Linked DNA regions of Homo sapiens: region 2 is linked to region 1. A link is a loop called in an ENCODE intact Hi-C map of the cell type or tissue named here. Cell type or tissue: tibial artery. All regions are shown on one strand. Each heading gives the region's core, and the rest is flanking DNA. Links, peaks and the distances in the headings are about the cores only.

What was found. Peaks named below come from ENCODE experiments on the same cell type or tissue, not always from the same donor. Only the 100,000 strongest peaks of a DNase experiment are listed, where the experiment ranks them.
Region 2: a loop joins it to region 1, with 3 times the contacts of the local background. A loop is called at or near these places in 2 of 110 quality-filtered maps.

Annotation. Positions count from the first base shown.
Region 1 is chr1:47,499,436-47,509,662 of GRCh38, reverse strand. It overlaps LOC124904173 (a long non-coding RNA gene), which reads left to right and starts at 1,796. Exons shown (of 2, transcript XR_007066066.1): 1 at 1,796-2,067; 2 at 3,108-3,439. RefSeq lists silencers at 1,174-1,453, 6,405-6,575. In tibial artery, for the core only: a CTCF peak has its summit at 5,629; a DNase peak (open chromatin) is centred at 1,670; H3K4me3 peaks cover 435 bases; H3K27ac peaks cover 711 bases; H3K27me3 peaks cover 420 bases.
Region 2 is chr1:47,565,379-47,575,605 of GRCh38, reverse strand. No RefSeq gene overlaps it. Among named protein-coding and RNA genes, the nearest start is that of LINC01738, 120 kb to the left of the region's middle. RefSeq lists an enhancer at 7,989-8,489. In tibial artery, for the core only: a CTCF peak has its summit at 5,584; a DNase peak (open chromatin) is centred at 5,710; H3K27ac peaks cover 2,208 bases.

The sequences.
Region 1 (10,227 bases), core at 1,503-9,502:
GTGTATGACACTCACACAGTATTTCATGTGATCCCCACATCATATATAAGATTATGCCCATTCCGAAGATGACAATTCAGGGATCAGAGAGGTTACCTAACTTTCCTGAATTACACAGTAGGAGAGTGACCAGGGGGTCAGTCTAGATTTGTCTGACCCCAAAGTTCATTAAAATACATGACAAGTGCTCTGTGGGGCCTGAGGGAGAAAAGGAGGGCAGTATGTGCCCAGGCTCAATAGAGGCCCTGCCCCTCTCCCAGCTCCTCCCTTCAGGTCCATAAATTCTTATACACACAAACACAGTCACCCCAGCACACACCACAGGTGGTCAGCGGGCAGGGAAGCTGCAGGCTGAGGCTTCCTCCTCAGAACAACGCTCCCTGCCCACACCTCCGCCATGGCCCTTTGGGTGGGGTGAGGTGGGAGGGCGGGGAGGGCAGAAGGAGCCCCCGTGTGTCATTTTCGGCAGCAGTCAGCAGAGCCTTGCAAAGTGCAAGATGGCTTTTTTAGCCCAGCATAAGGATCTAGTTAAAAACCAATAAATCAGGAGTGAAATGTGCATAGCAGCCTGCTCCGTAAAATCAACATGGCTTGTGCCTCTGCAGGGAGCCCTCTGCCTGCCCGCTGAAGACTGCGGCTCAGGCAGAGCCCTCCTCTGTCCCATAGACATCTTCGGAGAGAGAGGTCTCCTCTGTTCCTTGAAAAGACAGAGCCAGGCCACCGGAGCCCCTACTTAGGAGGTGCCTCGCTTATGACATCCCCTTTCTAGATGCAGAAATGCCAAAAAAAAAAAAAAAAATGGGTGAGCAGGGCCCAGACAGCTCTCAGCCTCCACACTGCTCCGCCCTGACATAGAAAATCGAATTAGGAGATGAATAGGCTGAGGAGTGGACGAGAACGGAGAGCCCCAGGGCGTCTCCCCAGCACAGATTACAGAAACCATCTGCAGAAAGGGGCTCGGGACCCTCACTGAGATGACCCCCGGTGGAACGGGCATCCCGGGCCTCGGCGTGCCCAGCGCAGCCCCCCGGCGGGGGCGGGGAGCGAAGGAGCCCCGGCTCAGCCTCGGGTCGGTATTTAATATCTGTAAAACTGCCACTCGGGCAGCCAAGGTAAACAGCGTCCCTGGCAGTTCAAAGGTGAGCGAGTTTAAATGTTTCCCCTCTGCCTGAAAGGAATCCGTGCCGGGCCTGCGGCCGCGGCGGCCCCAGGGAGGGACGGCCCCCCGCGCCGCCCGCCCGCAGCATCTGTGCACAGAGGCTGCGTCTCCCACACAAATACTCAAAATTTCTCATTAAAACTTATGACTGTGTCAACAGTGCGGGCTGGGCCCCTAATCTGGAAAAGCCATTTCGCCACCGCGCCCCGCCCCCCGCGGCCCACGCGCTGTCCCCGCCCGCGCTCTGTCGCCACCCTCTCCACGCCCCACGCCGCGGCGGGCGCCCCGCGGGGCCCGAAGGTGCCACCCGCCCGCCCTGTCTCCGGGGCCGAGTGGAAGCCAGGACGGGTTGGTACGGGGCGGGCGTCCTCAGAGGACCGCGGGCGCACAGGGGACACGGTAGAGGAGCTGGCTTTCCCGCCAGATAAGAGCGCCGGAACCGGCCAGGCGAAGGACGCCCGCGGCGCTTCCACTGAGCTCAGAGAGAGCTTTCTCCTGGCGACAGTCCCCTTCAGAGTCCTCTGAACAACCCCGCCCGGCCGCATCCCTTGCAAACTTGTTCCCAGGAGTCCATTTCTGCTCCCACAGGGGAAGGCCCAGCTCAGCCCCGGCCTGATGCCACAGTCCAGCTGAGACTCGAGGCCCCCAGCCCCTCAGCCCCGCTGAGCGGGAGGGGCCCCGGTGGGGGACAGAGCAAAGCTACTCTGAAGAAGGGGATGAACTTGACTTGCAGTAGACTCCAGGGCAAGAGGGAAATCAGAGAAACATTTGGGAGTAGAAAGAGTCCACCCTGGGTTCAAATCCCAGCTCTGGCACTGACGATATTTCCGTTTCCTCCTCCATAAAATTTAGGGGACAATAAGAGAAAGAAAACAGCTAAGCCCACCTACTCCAGATCCTGGCATACAGTAAGTACTCCATACATGGTAGTCATTCACTCAGTCAACCTATACTTATTTATTAAGGCTCTTTTATGTGGACCCACAGACAGCTAACAGTCTAGAGAGAAACAGACAAGTAAAACAATAGAGGCTGAGTGTTATGAAAGGGGAAGTAGAGGGTCTCAGATGAAAGACTAGATACACTGTGACTAAAAGATGAGGCAGCAGGGGAAGATATTTCAAGAGCAGAACAGCCTATGCAAAGGCCCTGAGGCAAAAGAGGATGTGATCATAGGCAACAGAGGATGTGATCGTGGGCAAAGGCACTGAGACAGAAATGAGGCTGGGGAAACGTGAGTGCCTACACGGTGTGCACCTCTCAATGAGCACTTTTAGATTGATTCTTTGTTGTATGTGAGTATACACTTAATGTATGTGCATTTGAATATGGCCAAAGACATGAACCTACACCTATGCATGTTTAAAATGTGTATGTCTGTTTGGACGTGTGCACATGTGCCTGGGTATTTATGCACGAACATGAGTGTATTTGTGTGTGTGTGTGCGCACCTGTATATGTGGCTATATATCCATACTTGTGAATCCGAATAAGGACTTGTACATTTGTGTTTGCACAAGTATCTGCACTGTTGATGTGTGTCTGTGTGTATGCACTTGTGCTCACACACACTTTAACAAATGCTGACTCCCCACTCCCCACACCTTCTCTGGTGTCCATGGTATAAGAGTGGGCAGCTAGGTCCTGCATGCACCCTTACCTTTCATTGAGGCCAGATATTCCCACTGACAGGCTATGCCTGGAACCAGTACCCATGGGCCTGATGGACCCCCTGACTGCCTTTTATTTGCTCCACCCCAAAGAAACAAGAAAATAAAAGCATGTCAAGATTTCCCTCCAGAAAGCTGAAATCCAGGCACCCATACCTCCCACCCCATTATCCTACCACAGTCAGAAGTTGTGGAGACACTGGTTACATGGCGAGCAGGAATAGCTCAGCACAGAAAGTGGGAAACTGCTGTCCCAACCCCTACCAGTTTCTCTGCAGATGTGCTGTGTGACCCAGGACAAGATGCTTTGCCCTCTGAGCTGGTGAAAACGAAGATGATGCTCCCTTCATGTTAGGCTGAAATAGAACACAAACAGAGACGCGGCAAGATGATGAACATCCTTCCAAATTTTCCATTAGACTGGGTTGGCTACCTTTAAAAATAAGAACAAAACAAAAATAATCCTCAGAAAAGCCTCATGAAGTTCAAAAGCTCCATTGCACATGTTGCCTCCAAAGGGGCAAGAATTTTGCCATTGTCACCCCTGTATTCCCCTCCTAAAACAGAACCTGGCATATAGTAGGTGCTCAATAAATATTGGTTGAATTGATAAATTTGTTCATTGAGCTATTTGCTCGTTCATTCACTTATCATATAATCCCTGTGCCATTGTTTTGTACCAGGCCTTAACTGTCCCCCACCCAAAAAGAAGGGACCCTCTTGCTTAAGCTTCACTAATATCCCAGGTAAATGCATATCACTTTAAATTCATGGCTTCCCACCTCCTTCGAGCCTCAAAACTGCCAGGAAATGCAACTGTTTCCCAGCTCTTTATGCTTCCCACAGTGGTGGTTCAAATTTTCCTCTCTCTCTTCAGATCCTCCAACCTTTCCCTTCCTTCCCCTGCCCTTTCAACAGGTGACCTTCATGGACAAAACAAAAGCCATCAACTTTCAGCCACAAACCTACACATTCACCTGTGCTTCCTCCAAACCTCATCTCCTTCCCTTTTATTGTAATGAAAGCATCTCTCCTCCCATAAGAAGCCAGCTCTTCCCCTCTGGATCCACCCAGGAGAGTTCACCCCATTGACTCACCTCCTCTTTGTCCATATCTTCTACCTCGGAATTTCTCAAGCTGCCCATTTTGAACCATTTTAGGTTCACAAATTCAGTTCAGGGTACTGTGACCAGCAGTATTTAACAATAAAATAGGATGGGGCATGGTGGCTCATGTCTATAATTCCAACACTTTGGGAGCCCGAGGCAGGAGGATCACTTGAGCCCAAGAGCTTGAGACCAGACTGGGCAATATAGCAAGATCCTGTCTCTCCAAAACAAATTTTAAAATTAGCCAGGGGTAGTGGCATGCACCTGTAGTCACAGCTACTTGGGAGGCTGAGGCAAGAGGAACACTTGAGCCCAGGAGTTCGAGGCTGCAGTGAGCTATGATCATGCCACTGCACTCTAGCCTGGGCAACAGAGCAAGATCCTATCTCTTAAAAAAAATTTTTTTAAGTAAAATAGGAAAGAAAATATCAGAGCACATCACACACAGTAAAGATGAGTATATGTCACAAAACTTTTGTTTAAGTTGTGTCAGTGTGTGTAAGTGTCTCAGGTCTGGAAGGACATGTCTGTCTAACTGTGGGTTGTGTCAAGAAAGTGTGAAAGATGTTGTTCTACCTCCCTTTTTCTACTGCCTCCTTCCCATCAGTGGGTAAACTCCTTAAGAATCTCAACCGGTTCTCAACCCAAATGTCCAACAATGATAGACTGGATTAAGAAAATGTGGCACATATACACCATGGAATACTATGCAGCCATAAAAAATGATGAGTTCATGTCCTTTGTAGGGACATGGATGAAGCTGGAAACCATCATTATCAGCAAACTATCGCAAGGACAAAAAACCAAACACCGCATGTTCTCACTCATAGGTGGGAATTGAACAATGAGAACACATGGACACAGGAAGGGGAACATCACACACCGGGGACTGTTGTGGGGTGGGGGGAGGGGGGAGGGATAGCATTAGGAGAGATACCTAATGCTAAATGACGAGTTAATGGGTGCAGCACACCAACATGGCTCATGTATACATATGTAACTAACCTGCACGTTGTGCACATGTACCCTAAAACTTAAAGTATAATAATAATAATAATAAAAAGAAAAGGCAAGCAACAACAACAACAAAAAAAGAACAGAAAGCTGAGTTCAGAGAAGCTAAATATCTTGCAATTCCTTGTAGCTAATAAATAAATGACAAATCCTTATTGTAAAAAAAATAAAAAATAAAAAAAAGAATCTCAACCGGTTCTTCAAGCCCAGTTCTCTTTCAGCTACTGCACCCCCCAAATCTCCTCCCAACCAGTCTTCTTTAAAGAGTCATCTACACTCAGGCTGGGTGTGGTGGCTCACTCCTGTAATCCCAGCACTTTGGGAGGCCAAGGCGGGTGGATCACTTGAGGTCAGGAGTTCGATACCAACCTGACCAATATGGTGAAACCCCATCTCTACTAAAAATACAAAATTAGCCAGGCATGGTGGTGCATGCCTGTAATCTCAGCTACTTGGGAGGCTAAGACAGGAGACTTGCTTGAACCCGGGAAGCGGAGGTTGCAGTGAGCCGAGACTGTGACATTGTGCTTCAGCCTGGGCAACAAGAGTGAGACTCTGTCTCAAAAAAAAAAAAAAAAAAAAGAGTTATCTACACCGAGTATCTACACATCTTCACCTCCCATTCCTCTGCACATCAGCACTGTCCCTGAGACCCACTACCCCGCTGTGGCAAGGCTGCCACCTACCTGCTGCTAAACCCAGCAAGAGTTTCCCTGGCTTGGCTTGCGGGGCTCTCAGAGCCCTCACTGTTCCTTGACTCTCACATCCTCATCTTCTCCTGGTTTTCCTCCTTCCTCTATGGCCTGCCTTCTTAATCTCCTCTGTGGGCCCTCCCGTTTCTGCCTAGCTCTTAGTGTTGGTGTTCCCCAGGGCTCACTCCTCGACCCTCTTCTCTTCTCTTTTCCCCTCAGTAATCGTAGTCTCAAGGTCCATAGGCTGATAATGCCCAACTCGGCATCTCCATCCCAACTCTCTTCCTTGACCCCAGGCTCTCACCTTCCTCTGCATCCCTGCTGGCTGCCCCACAGGCTCCTCCTTCTCAGCATCTTCAAAGGCCAGTCAGCGTCTTCCTGCACCTTCCCTAATGTTCCTTGTCTGTAGCAGCACCTCTGCCCACCACAACACCCCAACCAGACAGCAGGCATCCCTATGACTCCTTAGAGCCCGAGCTGTCCAGACACTACCTCCTGACACCTCTCCGCTCTCTCTCCACTTCTCTCCATCCCACCACCATTCTGAGTCAGAACTTAATCATTCTGCCCAAATAACTTCCAGAGTTATCTCACTAAGGGGTCTCCAATCCATCTTTCTAATAGGACCATGTTCCCCTCTGTTTTAAACCTCCAGTGTCTCTCCTCGGCTGCTGGAATAAAGTCCAGTCTTCAGGAACACACCCTGAAAGATGTGTCCACGGGGACACTCTGCCTTCAGCCACTCTGATTTATGCTCTCACCCTAACTGGTGCTCTTTGGGCTGGGTGGCGTGGGACCGGCTGGCCCCTCAGCTTGCTCAGCTTCCCTAAATACCCTCACTCTCAGGTTCCTCTTGCCAAGACTGGGCTGACCCAGGGTACCCCAAGCTCACGTTCAAAGACTCAGGCCGGGCCCAGCTGCTTGGCTCCATAAATGGGGATTAGGCGCCCCCCTTTGAGGCGGGCGGGTGGGCTGTGAGAAGAGTTGGTTTGGTATAGATTTTATGGCAGGATCACATTTCGTCATCAGACCCCCCCTCTGAAGCCAGCGAAGGGCAGGTCAGGGGCAGGGGAGTGGGAACCTGAGCTGTTCCATCAGCCCAGAGCAGAGAGTTGCTGGCACAGGAGGGGGCCTGGGAATCTGGGGCCCCGAGTTCCAGCCTCCCCTTTGCTGCTCCCACTGCTGTGTGAACTTGGGCACATTCTTTCATTCTCTGGTCTGTGAAATGGGGGCCCTAGACTAGACAGGCTCTCAGGCCAACTCCATTTCCAGACCCCCAATGCCCTCTCCCAGTCTAAATCATAACAAAAGCATCACCCCTCTCAGGAGGCTGCAGAGCTATGATACACTTACACACCCATGGATTAGGGTTGCCACATAAAACACAGGATGCCTAGTTAAATTTGAATTTTAGATAAATTACAAATCATTTTCAGCATAAGTATGCCCCAAATATTGTACAGACATACTTATATTAAAACAATTTGTTATTTATCTGAAATTCAAATTTGACTGGAAGCCCTGTATGTATTTATTAATTATTATTATTATTATTATTTTTTTTTTTTTTTTTGCTGAATTTGGCATCCTTATCCTAGATGCACTGGAGTTTACAGGACTCATGGTCCATCTAAGCAAAATAGGTCAGATTTTAACAGGTTTAAGTGGTCTTGGCAAAATCATCAAGCTGGGCAGAGACCTGTCGTCAAGAGCCAGTAGAGATTTGGTGAAGGATGTTCCAGGCAAAAGGAACAGCATAGGCAGAAACCTAGAGGAAGGATGGTGTTGGCCAAGTTCCAGGAAAGGCAGTAACAGACCAATGTGTAGGCTGTAGACTCGAAGTGGCAGGAAAGGCAGATGGTAAGGTTAGTTGGAATCAAATCATGCCATATTCCATCTATGCTGCTACTGATATTAGAGGAAGGGACCCAGAGGAGGGTTTGAGCTGAAATAGGACCACAGCCAGAGATGAAGTACAGGGAGCAGGATCTAGCTTCCCAAAGATTAGAGGAAAGACAACTGAGATGATCTGGAAGAAGGACCTTTAGGACCTAGCCAGGGAATTTGGGCTCAGATCCTTTCTCTGAGCAGAATAAATAATAAATAGCAGTCGGTAAATGATAGCTGTCATTATGATCAGTGGTCAGTAAGTGCTGTGGTTTGTTACCCACTGACCTCATCCCCAGGCAGTCAGCATGGGGCCAGAGCCATTGCTTAACTGCTGGGAGCTCAGATATGATGGAACAATGACAGTTTACAGATTCGCCATCGAGCTGTGCCACCCTTCCCTTGTTCTGGTGTCCAATATCAATGAGAAATAAACCGCCAGGGAGAATACTATGAATACAAGGGCATTTTAGGGACCAGTGAAAATTATCTAAGGCAGAGGAGCTACTTTATAAGAGTCCCTACAAAATCCACTTACGTGAATCTCTCCTGTCACTCTCACAGCAACTCTAGGTGGTGGGTATTTAAGCTCCATTCTAGAGATGTGAAAACCAAGGCTCAGAGAGAAGTCATTTGTCCAAGGTTCTTAACTAATAATAGAGAGACGTCAGTTTTAAAATCCAATAAGTGGTGCATGCCTGTAGTCCCAGCTACTCGGGAGGCTGGCATGGGAGGATGGCCTGAGCCCAGGAGGTGGAGGTTGCAGCAGCTGAGATCGCACCACTGCACTCCAGCCAGGGTGACAGAGCCAGGCCTTGTCTCAAAAATAAATAAATAAATAAATAAATAAATACATAAATAAATAAATAATAAAATCCAAGAGCTCTTTTCCCTACATAAGGCTGTGTCTATGGATCAAAGCAACGAAACCCAAGTTCAGTGTGTACTTCAGCTACGCAAGCACCTTCACCCCTGATGGGCCCATCAGCTTACTGGATGCCAAACCTTATAACACCTGGCCATGAGGCCTTGGAACTCATCTTGCCCCCAGGTCAAGCACATGCTTCCTTCCATTGGCTGGGAAGAGACTGGAGATTTCAGAAACCTTGGATCCAGTCTCAAATTCTCCAGTTCCTGGCTACATGGTTTCACCTTTCTAAGCTTGTGCTTCCTCATCCAAAAAATGAGGATAATAATGCCTTCTTCCCATGTATGTTGTGAAGGTCCAATGTGATAATGTATAGGAAAGAGCTTTATAAACTGAAAAGCATGGTGCAGACTTGTTTCATTGCCCAAATCACAGACAAACAACACTATCTTATAAACTTAAAAGCTTTTGCTAGTTCATGTCTTCCAGATTTACGGGAAGGCCTTCTGGTCTAACAGCCAAGTCTAGTTCACAGATGATTTGCAAGGCAGGAGTGATTGATGACACTTCATTTATTCATTTGTCACACATTTGCTAGTCTCTTCTGTGCCAGGCTCTGTATTGAGCACTGGTGAATAAAGACATAGTCCTTGTCCTTGGGCAGGTGGTCATTGGGGGAGACAGAAACAGACAATAATGATCCAGTTGTAGTCAATGATAAAGTATAAGCAAGTACAAAAAGAGTATAAACAAGTGAGGTGAACTTCTCTGAGAATTAAAGGAAACTGCCAGGTAAGGTTTCTGAGAAGGGATTATTCGCACAAGGTGTCAAATAATTTTTCTATTTCTTCATTCGACAAATATTTATGGGGCTCTTCTAAAGTACTGAGATACATCACCAAACAAAATAAATAGTCCCTGCCTTCAAGGAGCTTAGTGGAGAAGACAGATAATAAAAAGAAGAACAAATAAATTATTACATGCCATAATCTCATATCATATATATTATATATGTATAATGTGATATATAAATACATTATAGTGATATAAGGTGTTATAAAAAAGCAGAGTAAAGTTGTTATACAAATATAATAAATATTAGGTATTTATTATAATAAATAAGTATTAGGTGCTATAAAAAATAAGGCAGAATAAAAAATAAGACAGAGTAAAGTAAGTAAGGCTGGTAAGGGTAAAGGGGCTATTCTATATGAACTGATAAGGGAAAGACTCTAAGAAACTGATGGTTGACCACAGACATGAATGGAGTAAGGACATGAGCATTGAATTATAATGAAAAAAAAACAACAAAAATTTGTGGAATGTAGCTAAAGTTATTTGTATAGGAAATTTTTAAACTTTAAATGTTTATATTAAAAGATAAGAATAATTTAAAATCCATGATCTAAATTGCCATTTTAAGAATATAAAAAAAGAGGAGTAAAGAAGGGGAAACAAATGTTGACGATGAGTAAAACTTACTGAAATAGAAAATAAATAATAAAGAAAACCAATTAAACCAAAACTGATTCTCTGATGAGATTAATAAAATTGATATGCCTCTAGCTAGACTGATCAAGGAAAAAAAAAGAGAAGACACAAATTGCCAACATCAGAAATAAAAGAAAAGACATCACTACAGACATTAAAGTGATAGAATATTACGTACAATTTTATGCTAGTTAATTCAACAACTTAGGTGCAATGAACACATTTTTTGAAAGACACAAATTGCCAATACTGACACAAGAAGAAATAGAAAATCTGAATTAGCCCTATGTCTTTAAAGAAATTGCATTCATAATTTTTTTAATTCCCACAAATAAAA
Region 2 (10,227 bases), core at 644-8,643, 67 kb before region 1:
CAGCCAGTTCCACGGGGGTGCCATTCTGATTTTAGCTCCAGCAAAGGAAGCGTTTTCTATGAAGAAGCAACAGGAAACATCTAAGAGAATAGGCTGGGAGTGACGGGAAGGCATTGGAAGCTATACCTGGACACTGTAATAAAATCTTCCCTCCCAGGGTGCCTTCCCTTTTTCCGGTGACCACAAATGTATATGCAACACTTCACAGTTTACATTTATCCAAATGCATCTCTCTAACCACCTTGCCAGAAGACCAGGGCAGAAATTATCAAGCAGCTGGGGCAAGGCGAATGGCAGACATCCAGAGAAGGTATGGGCCTTCTCTGCCCAGGTCACTCAGCCAGGGAGAGGCTGTGCCAGGACCAGAGCCCAGACCTTCCCTGTCCCAGTGCGGCTGCCATAATAGTGCTTGCCCAAGTCGTCAAAAAGCCACCCACGTAGGGTGCCCGATACAGAGAACATTACAGGCCACTTCCAAATTTGGAATGGGGCACCCCCAGAATTCCAGGCTCTGCTATTTTTAGGCTGATCAGCTGTTCCACCCCCCACCTCAGACCCCCCACACGGATTTCCCAATCAAATCCATGTGTTGCCAGTTCCAGCCCTGGCGGTCGGCGAGGTGAGCGCTGGATGCTCATAGAGCCACCAAAGGACGCACGGCCCCCCAGACTGGGACAGTCTTGCCTCTTCCCGATGGTCCGGACTCCAGAATCTCCAGCCACATTTCATCTTGGAGCAGACTCTCGACACCTCAAGCCCACCCATATCTCCCAGGAAACTCCAGAGGCCGGGGGAAGAAGGAAGCTACCCCATTTGATGGAGAAGCAGACTGAGAACCAGAGAAAGGTCCAGGGGTGCCCTGATCCCCTGGCCCAAGTTCCTTCCAGGCCTCACAAAGCCCATCTAATTGCTTCCGGTCTAAGCTGGGCTGGGAAGGGCTGGTGGCGGCTCCTGCTCCTGCTGCCTCCTCAGGAAGTGGCCCTGTGTTGAGAGAGTAGCACGGTCCCACACAGACCTGGGGTCAAATAAAATCCCTGCCCTGCTACTTAGCACCATAAGACTTGGAGCCAGAAGCTCTGCCCCAGAGTCTGTTCTCTCATTTCTAAAATGTGAATAATAATAGGACCTCATCCACAGTGTAGTTGTGAGGTTTCAATCACAGCATGCGTCTAAAAGGCTTCATGCAGCACACAGCAAGTAGCAAGCACCCTGTACATCTTTAGCTACTATGACTTCTTAATGATATAAAGAGAGGAGTGGAGGCCTTGTTGAATTATCACAAAAATGGGAGGGAGGCAGCAGGGGTAGGAACATCTATATAACCCCCTTCCCTTTCAGCACCGTCCCTGGGGTTCTCAGCTGGCGCCCCCTCCAGCCCCCTGGCAGTGTCAGTCAGGGGTGCTGGCTGTGCCCACTCCAGTAGCCCTGGCCATCTTGACCACTCCTATAGACACAGGAGACCCCAACCTTGGTGACACTGTCTGTGCCCTTGGACCTGGGCTCCCTGTTCAATGAGGGCAGGAGCCACAGCCCCCACCTAGTCCACAGCGTCACGGGGTTGGGTATACAGCAGGCATTCGAGACCTATAAAACATCAGATTTCAGGAAGGACACAGAGAAGTTAAAAAGCATGGACTTTGTAATATGACAAACTGGTTTCCATCCCAGCTCTGCCATTTTCTGGCCATGTGACTCTGGCCATGTGCCTTGCCCTCTCTGAGACTCCATCTTCCTATCTGTAAGTGGGTCTGAGAGTACCAACTCTGCAGGATTGTTGTGGAGGGTAAAGAGAGTAGATGTGAGCACTTCCTAAACAATGTAGATCCGCATCCCAGATTGTCAGCTCAACAGCTCTTAGCGACCATAGAAGCCCCACAAAGAGATGGAAAGGAAAGGGCTCCCGCAAGGCCACACATCAGCAGATCTTGCTGACCCAGGACCCAAGAGCCAGGCCCCAGGCTGGATCTTTTCCACACAAGATGAGCAGAATCTATAACGAATGCAAACAGAAAAATACTGGAGGCATCTCCCTGGTCCAGAAAGGTCCTGAGGCCAGTTGGGGAGAAAGGCTTTCTGGGAAGGCCCTGCCTACCAAGCCCCCCAGGACGGCGTCCACACAGCCAGGGCCCTCTTCCTGCGGCCAGCACACACACGCAGTGCCAATGTGTTAGGACTTATGCACGCTCCCCACCATGAGAACCAGCCACCTCCCTGGACCAGCCGCCCCCTAATTCTTCCAATGTGGCTGAGAGCTCTGAGACTCTGAGGGAGGGAGGGCAGGAGGGAGGAGAGGGAGGGGCGAGACCACCTCTGCTGACAGCTCGTTTACAGCCCGCCCATCAAGTGCACGTTCCCTAAGGAGACTGGCCTCTGGGAGCAGAGAAGCTGGGGGGCCAGCTCACAGCTACCAATGACACATCACAGGCACCGGGGGAGGCCTGACCCCTGTCACTCAGCGTGGTCCTGGGGACTGCCACAGCTGGACAGAACCAGGAAAGTCTGGGTTGTCCTCACCAGGCAGCAGAGGCCTGGCAGCTCTGGAGCAGGCCTGAGCCCGAAAATAACAAACCCTTAGCCTTCCAATCCCGATCCAGCCCCACGTCTTGCCAGGGCAGCCAGCAGGTCTTGGTACCACAGGGCTGCTTGGGCTGACGGGGCAGGTCCAGGGCCAGCAAGATGGAGAGGAAGATTAGGGATTCAGAGCTGCCTCCCACTCCTGGCAGCTCATGTGGCAGGTCTCCATGGGCAGCATCTGAATGAGTGAGGCTGTGGGGATTGCTCATTAGCATGAGAAGACCGGGCTTCAATTCCAAGTCTCTCACTGGCTTGCTGTGTAAGCCTGACTTGGACTCAGCCTCTCTGGATCTCTGAAGAAAGAGGGTAAGAATGTTTCTCTAAAAACAGTAAGACTAAGGTTCCCAAGAGAAAAGGACATCGAGGCAACTGTTTGCCATCTGACTCCAGGTCCCTCACTCTAATTCACACTATCGTCGAAAGCTGAGCATGAATTAGGATGGGGGCGGTGGGAGGGGCTCAACAGACATGAACTCAGAGAACAGTCATTGATGCTTATATAGGGTGAGGGCTGGACAAGACTGGGGACAGTGAGCTGAATCAACCTCAGTCCTTGCCCTTCAGGACCTCCCAGTCTGTTTAAGGACTGATTGTGACAAAAGGTATCTGGTGAGTGTGACACTGGAGGCACAGACATTTCTTCCAAGAAAAAAGTAGGAATGGGCCTTCAGATTCCACAAGAGAAGCTAGGAAATCACCTTGGGGAGATGGCAGTTACAGCCCTTCTCTTATGGTGCATGGTACAGAGCAGGGACCCAGGGGATGGATGGATGATGGACGCGTGGGTGGATGGATGAGTGGTAGATAGGTGAAAGGGATGGTAAATGAGGCAGTGGGTGGATGATAAGTAGATAGATGATGACATAGATGGGTGGATGGATAAATGAGTGGGTGGGCAGATGAATGGTTGGATAAGTGAGTAGATGGATGAGCAGATGGATGAATGGATGGATGGATGGATGGATGGGTGGATGGATGGATGGATGGACAGATGGATGGATAGATGGCCAGATGTAAGAACAAATATTATTGAACTGATTCTTACAACAATTCTGTCAAATAAAAGAATGAATGTGACAGCCCCCTACCCCAAGTTATCAAGATGAAAAAAGTGACTTGTTAAGGTCATATGGTAAATTAATGGCAAATCCAGGACCAAAAATCAAGGCTTCTGACTCCTGTCCAGTACTCTTCCCACTCTATAACCCCTACGTATTTCATTCTCTTATTCCCCTCCTCCTCCACATAAATAGTTATGGCAAGAGAAAAGGAAAGGAAAATGAGAGGAAAAGAAGAGAAGGAGGGAGAGATGGAGGGAGGGAGGGAAGAAGGAGAGAAGGAGGGAGGGAGGGAGGAAACCCATCATGACTTTGTGGTAAGGGTCCTGGGATCATTTGATTTGTCTTGGCCTCTTTCTCTATTAGTAAAAATAGGCTTAGATCACAGACAGGAAAAGTGCTTTGAAAGGCATGAAAAGCCCCTGCAAATGGGAGGAAGAAGAGAGTCATTTCTGTCATAGCTCCTCACCAACTGAGTGATGCCCCTTGGCTTCCAGGCAGAAATGAATCCGAGGGCCCAGGGCCCAGTCAGGAGAACAACCCCACTGACTCTTCATCCAGGACCCCACTCCAGCATGGAGGCTGGGAGGCAGGGGCAGGGGAGAGGGTGTGGGAACGACAAGCATGGCCCTGGTGCTGCGCTCTAGGTTCCACCCCCGCTGCTCTTCCCCTTCCTTAGTAGGTAAGTGGCTAGAGCATGGATGCTGGAGCCAAGAGCCTGGGTTAGAATTTAGGCTTTGCCCCTTCTTATCTGCGTGGCCTTAAGCAGGTCCCCTAATCTCCCTGTGCCTCAATTTCCTGATGTGTAATGAGGTGCACTTGCCTCACAGAGTTGTCACAAAGATTAAATGATTTAACATACACAAAGGGCTTAGAGCAGCACCCCACACATAAGAAGCACAATTACGTGTTAGCCGTTAATACCATCTGAGGCTTCTCCTTGGTGTTGAGTCCTCCAGGAAGCTTTCCTGACCCCACAGGCTGGGTTACACTCCACTTTGCTCCCACAGGCTACTGTGCTTCCCTCTAGCAATCCCCTTATCTTCCTGTAGTTAAGTCCTATTCTTGAGCCCACTTCACAGAAAAGGAAACTGAAACTCATAGAAATTAGATGACTTGTCTCTTTGCCCTGATCATCCATCCTTGGCTCAAACATCTCCAATTAGAGGAAAATCCCCCCCTTCCAACCACCGCATGTATCCTGGGCAGGCGGTACCATCTGAGCTGAGTTTTGCAGGGTAAGAGTTAACCAGGAGAAAGTGGGGCCTGAGATAGGAGGTATTTCCAGCAGACGCCAAGCAGGATAAAGCAGCCAAGGTGAGAAACTCCCAGTGTGTGAGGTACCTCTAGCAGTTAGGTGGTGCTGGAGCACAAAGTGAGGTAGGGTGCCAGGAGGGGACAAAGATGGAGAGGTGGGCTCTACCACATCACCACGGCCTGGGATGCCAGGCCAGGAGGCTCAGACATGAAGCTGCAGCCACAGGGAGGCCAGCAGACCGTTTTCAGCATCACATGGAAATGGCCAGATTTCCCTTGAGGGCCCTCAGTGAGCAATAAGCACTGTGCAAAGCTTACTATTATGGCTAATAATGGTTTATCACTCTGCACCATAATTGCCATTTACATGTCCATCTTCCACTAATTCATAAAGCCCACTAGGGCAGGTTGTGTGGGTCTCGCTCATCCCTGTGTCCATATGCTTGACACAGAGCAGACACTCAAAAGATGTTCTGTCAAATTATTAATAATTACTTAACAAGAAAAGGTAGCACATGATGCCAACTGTTGTGAGTTGTTTTGCAGAGAAAAAACTCTGGAGTCAGGCAGCCCTCAGTCCAAACACTGAAGCCCCAGTCTCACCGCGGAACGACCTTGGCAAGTCGCATTCCATCTCTGAGTCTCAGCTTCCTCCTCCTCCAAGTGAGTTTAATAATTCCTTCCTCTTGGGGTCAGGGTGGAGCTCCCAGCACAGTGCTTGACACACAAGTAGGTGACTAATACCAACTCAACAAATAGCAACTAAAAGAATGATATGAAGATATCTGGGCCGGGCATGATGGCTCATGCCTGTAATCCCAGCACTTTCGGAGGCTGAAGCAGGCAGATAGCTTGAGCTCGGGAGTTTAAGACCAGCCTGGGCAACATGGCAAAACCCCGTCTATTAAACAAACAAAAAAAAAGTAGCCAGGTGTGGTGGCTTATGCTTGTAGTCCCAGCTACTTGAGAGGCTGAAGTGGGGGGATCACATGAGACTGGGAGGTGGAGGTTACAGTGAGCAGAGATTGCACCACTGCACTCAAGCCTGGGCGACAGAGGGAGACCCTGTCTCAAAAAAAAAAAAAAAATCTCTCTGCACAAAGTTGCAAAACCACTGCCTATTTCAGACATTGGCAAACAGGAGAGAGAGTGTAAAGGGGCAGAATTTTGAATCTGAGAAATATAGATTTGAATCCTGGTGCTGTTCTTTCCTAGCTATGCAACCTTAGCGAAGTAAATGAACCTCTCTGGTTTCCTAATGTGTTCATTCCGGGCATTATCAATAATACCAATCTCAAAGAGTTACTGCATGGACTAAAGGAGATAACGGATGTGAAAGTGCTTTGTATACAAATGTGGGCGATTATTATTATCATGACAGTTCATAAAACCCGGGTGGAGATTTTTGTTACAAACAAGTTCTCTCCCATCCCACCAGCAGTCCAGGGGCTGGCCCAGTGCTTTGTTCCCAGGAAGGGCATAGCTGGAGGGGCCGGCTGGGTTGGGGCAGAGGCCAGGGCGGGCTCCTCACTCCCACCATCTGCACTGCGGGGTCAGCCCATCTGTCCAGCAGTGGGCACACATGTGGCCTCATCTGAGGGTATGAGGTCGTCGGGGTCAAGCAGGAGAAAATTGGGGGCAGATGAGGGGAAGGTTCCAGCTTATTTTTAGAAAAGGGGGAAAGAGAGGAAGACAGGAAGGGCCTTGTTCGTCAGTATTTCCACCATGTGGATGGCAGGCGGGAGGGTGGGCAGGCAGCCAGGCCAAGGCTAGAGACAAAGATGTGTCCACTTCTGCAGCTGCTGCCACAACCACCACAGGATGGCCATCCCCGCCCACCCCACCAGCCTAGGACTGGTCCCAAGCCTGCACCCTGCCCCTTGGGGGACCCCTCTCCTCCCAGAACAAATTGAATTAGAATGGTAAATCAGATTGAATTTTTAAATTAATTGATTTATTTTTAAATTAATTTTAAAGCATCATAAAGAACCAAGATTACAAATTCCATCCTTCAAACATGCATTAAGCACCTATTCCGTGCTATTTCTGTGTCAGGCACTGGGAATGAAATTAATAAATTTAAGAAGGTCCAGTTGGTGGAAGAGCCCCTAATTCCAGTAGCAAAGAAGGATTGGAAGTTCCGTGAAAGTACAGACTATGTCTGTCTTGCTCACAGCTGTATTTCCAGCGCCTAGCACATAGGCAGCACTCAATAAGCACCTACAGAATCAGTTGCAACTATCCAACCCAAGGCAGGCTGAGGGGTTATATAAAGACACAGACACAGAGCAAAAGGGACCTGCAGAGACTGCCAATACCAGCTGTGTGATCTAGGAAGGCTCCCAGAAGAGTTGGCAATTGTGAGCTTTGAAGGCTGGAGGAGGTAATGGAGAGTGTACAGTATAAGCATAATGTAGGAGGTGGGGAAGTTTAAACCATGCATGAGACATGCAAGTGGGAGAAGAAGACCCAGGGCAGGAAAGAATGGGTTTGGGAACTGTGTCCCCCTTTGTACATTCAACCTCAGGTGACTGCACAGCCCAGCCCTGTCAGTGCAGCATTCTCACTTCTAGCCCTAGCTATATCCAGTGGGAACTCTTGTAATACGGACCCTAAAGGAAACTGCATCAGTCCAGAGGTGTTGAGCTAGCAGGACCATATCTGGGCTAGAAGAGGGATCCACTTGTTGCAGTGTAAAGAGCCTGAGGGGTGGAATCTGATGGCGGCAAGGCCAATGGGCCCTCCCAGGACAGGGCATGCACAAAGTAGGGCATGGCACACTTTGTGCCCATAAGATGTACAAATCTCCTCCTCCCAGTCCTCCCTGGGGTCTTGAAGTCCTGGAACCTCTTGGAGTTAACCTGACCTGTGTCCTAACAGGTGGCACTACAGAGTGATTAAGATGGTGACTGTTACCACCCATTAAGAGGGTGAGCTAGATTGCTAAGACGTGAATCCTGGCTATTCTATTTCCTGTGGTTCAGGATCAGTTGCTTTCCCTCTCTGTGCCTCTGTTTCTTTGTCCGCAGGATGGATGTAGCTATAGTCTGTAACACACAGGTTTTTTGTTTTTGTTTTTTGTTTTTGTTTTTGTTTTTGAGACAGAGTCTCGCTCTGTCGCCCAGGCTAGAGTGCAGTGGCGCAGATCGATCTCTGCTCACTGCAACCTCCACCTCCTGGGTTCAAGTGATTATCCTGCCTCAGCCTCCCGAGTAGCTGGGATTACAGGTGCCCGCCACCATGCCCAGCTAATTTTTTGTATTTTTAGTAGAGACAGGATTTCGCCATGTTGGGCAGGCTGGTCTCAGACTCCTAACCTTGTGATCCACCTGCCTCGGCCTCCCAAAGTGCTGGGATTACAGGTGTGAGCCACCGTGCCCGGCCTTGTAACACACAGGTTTGTTGTGACAATGAGCCAATCTATATAAAGCACTCTAAATGGTGCCTGGCTCTCAGCGTTAGCTGCATCATATCAACCTACAGCAGGTTGTGTGCAGCCGGGCAGCCTGGTCTGGGGAAGAGTGGGTTGAGTGTGCACAGCCCTCTCCAGCAGGACTCTCAGTGGAGGGTGGAGCAACCAGAGGGTGGTGGGCTTGGTGTCAATGAAGAGACTAGGCTGGGCCTGAGGAAGCTGGAGGCCTGCTCCTCAGCAGTGAGACCAGCCCAAGGCTGGACATCGGCAGGCCCGGTGCCATGAGCATCTTTATGGCTCCCGTGAGCATCTCTGGGAAGAGCTCAAAATGACAAGAATTTTCTAAATTGCTTGCTTTGCTATCCCATTTGCCGAATGCTTTGCCATTCTCAGCCCCCTCCCTCAGCCCCTGTCCTCAAACTTTTCAGTAGAACTTTGAAATATATCAGGAACAAAAAGGTGAAAGTCTAGAGACCCCAGAGAGAACTGTTAATCTCAAGTCCAAGTGGCAGCACACCTGCCAGAGCTGCCAGTGGAAAAGTGTGAGAGAGTGTGGGGTGTGTGTGTGCATACATGTGCACAAGTGAGCATGTATGTGTCCCTGACAAGAGCATACACGGACAGACACAGTTGCTGATGTGCATGTTAACAAGGGGCTGTACTAATAGTGGTCGTGGCCATGCATCTCTGTGATTGTGTGCACATGTCAGTGTGCATGTGCCTGCATTTACCATGAGTGTGTTCCCACGTGAATAGCAGCCTGGCCACAAAAGGCACAAGAGATGGCTGGCCTATATTATGCATTTAACAGCCTGGTGCTTAGTGGGTGTTCATCAACTGTGATCTCTATGTCCATTCATCTAAGTGTTCACACTTGACATTGTGTGTGGTTTGGCTGTGAGTGACTCCCGCACCAGTGCTCCTTGACGGGTCCAAAGGAATCCCCTACCAGGGGCAGCTGAAGGTTGAGAGGCAAGTTCCCAGCTGCCATCCAAGGATCTTCTTCAGATCTTCCAGAGCCCTGTTGTGGGAGGCCAGAGACCAAGCTTCTAGCTCTAGTCTTGCAGCAATTAACAAGTGTCTGCTCCTTTCTGGGCCTCAGTTTCTTCACCTTTGTCAGAAGAGGCAGCCTAGATCTCTGAGGGGCTTCCCACTCCGAAGACCCCTGGCTCTACAGAGGATGGTAATTGGGAGCAGCTGCCACTCAAGCAAGCATGGAGACATTGGGGAGGGGGGTCGCTGGGCTTCCCCAGCCTCTGGACACTGCCCTGTGGCTTATGTCAAATTGTCAGACCCAATCCTGCTTTCCTCCTGGGCAGAGCTGCCTTCAATGGACGTCAGAGAGGTGGCCTGTCCAGCCACTGTGTTTACAGAGCTCAGACGCCACCGGGAACCTGATCCAGGCATTCCAGGGTGGGCAGCCCCACTGGGCCTGCGCTGTGTCCACACTCATTTCCCGGAGACTGAACACGGCTGGCCCCCCCAGCTTGCTGGGTCCAGCTGCCCAGCTATCCTCCCACCGAAGGCCCAGCTCTTACAGGCAGGCACCTTGGATAGCCACAGATGGCATAAGGGCCCAGGGAGCCAATAGCAGGGCTGGGTGGGGGTGCAGGGTGCAGAGGGAAAAAGGAGGGGGTGTCCTCGCTCCAGACAGGTTCTCACTATTCCTTCAGGTGAGGGTGCTCTCCTGCCCCCTCTGCCAGGCACTAGTGCCCTGCTGCCTTGTTGACCGATGCGCACATTTGCTCACTCACACAGTCCTCTCCATCAGGGTTTCAGCAAACCGTATGGCCCCTGGGCCAGATCTGGCCACTGCCTGTGAGCTAAGACTGCTCTTTACATTTGTAAATGTTTGGGGGGGAAATTAAAAAAAGAAGATTTTGAGACATATGAAAATTATATGAAATTCAAATTTCAGTGTCCATA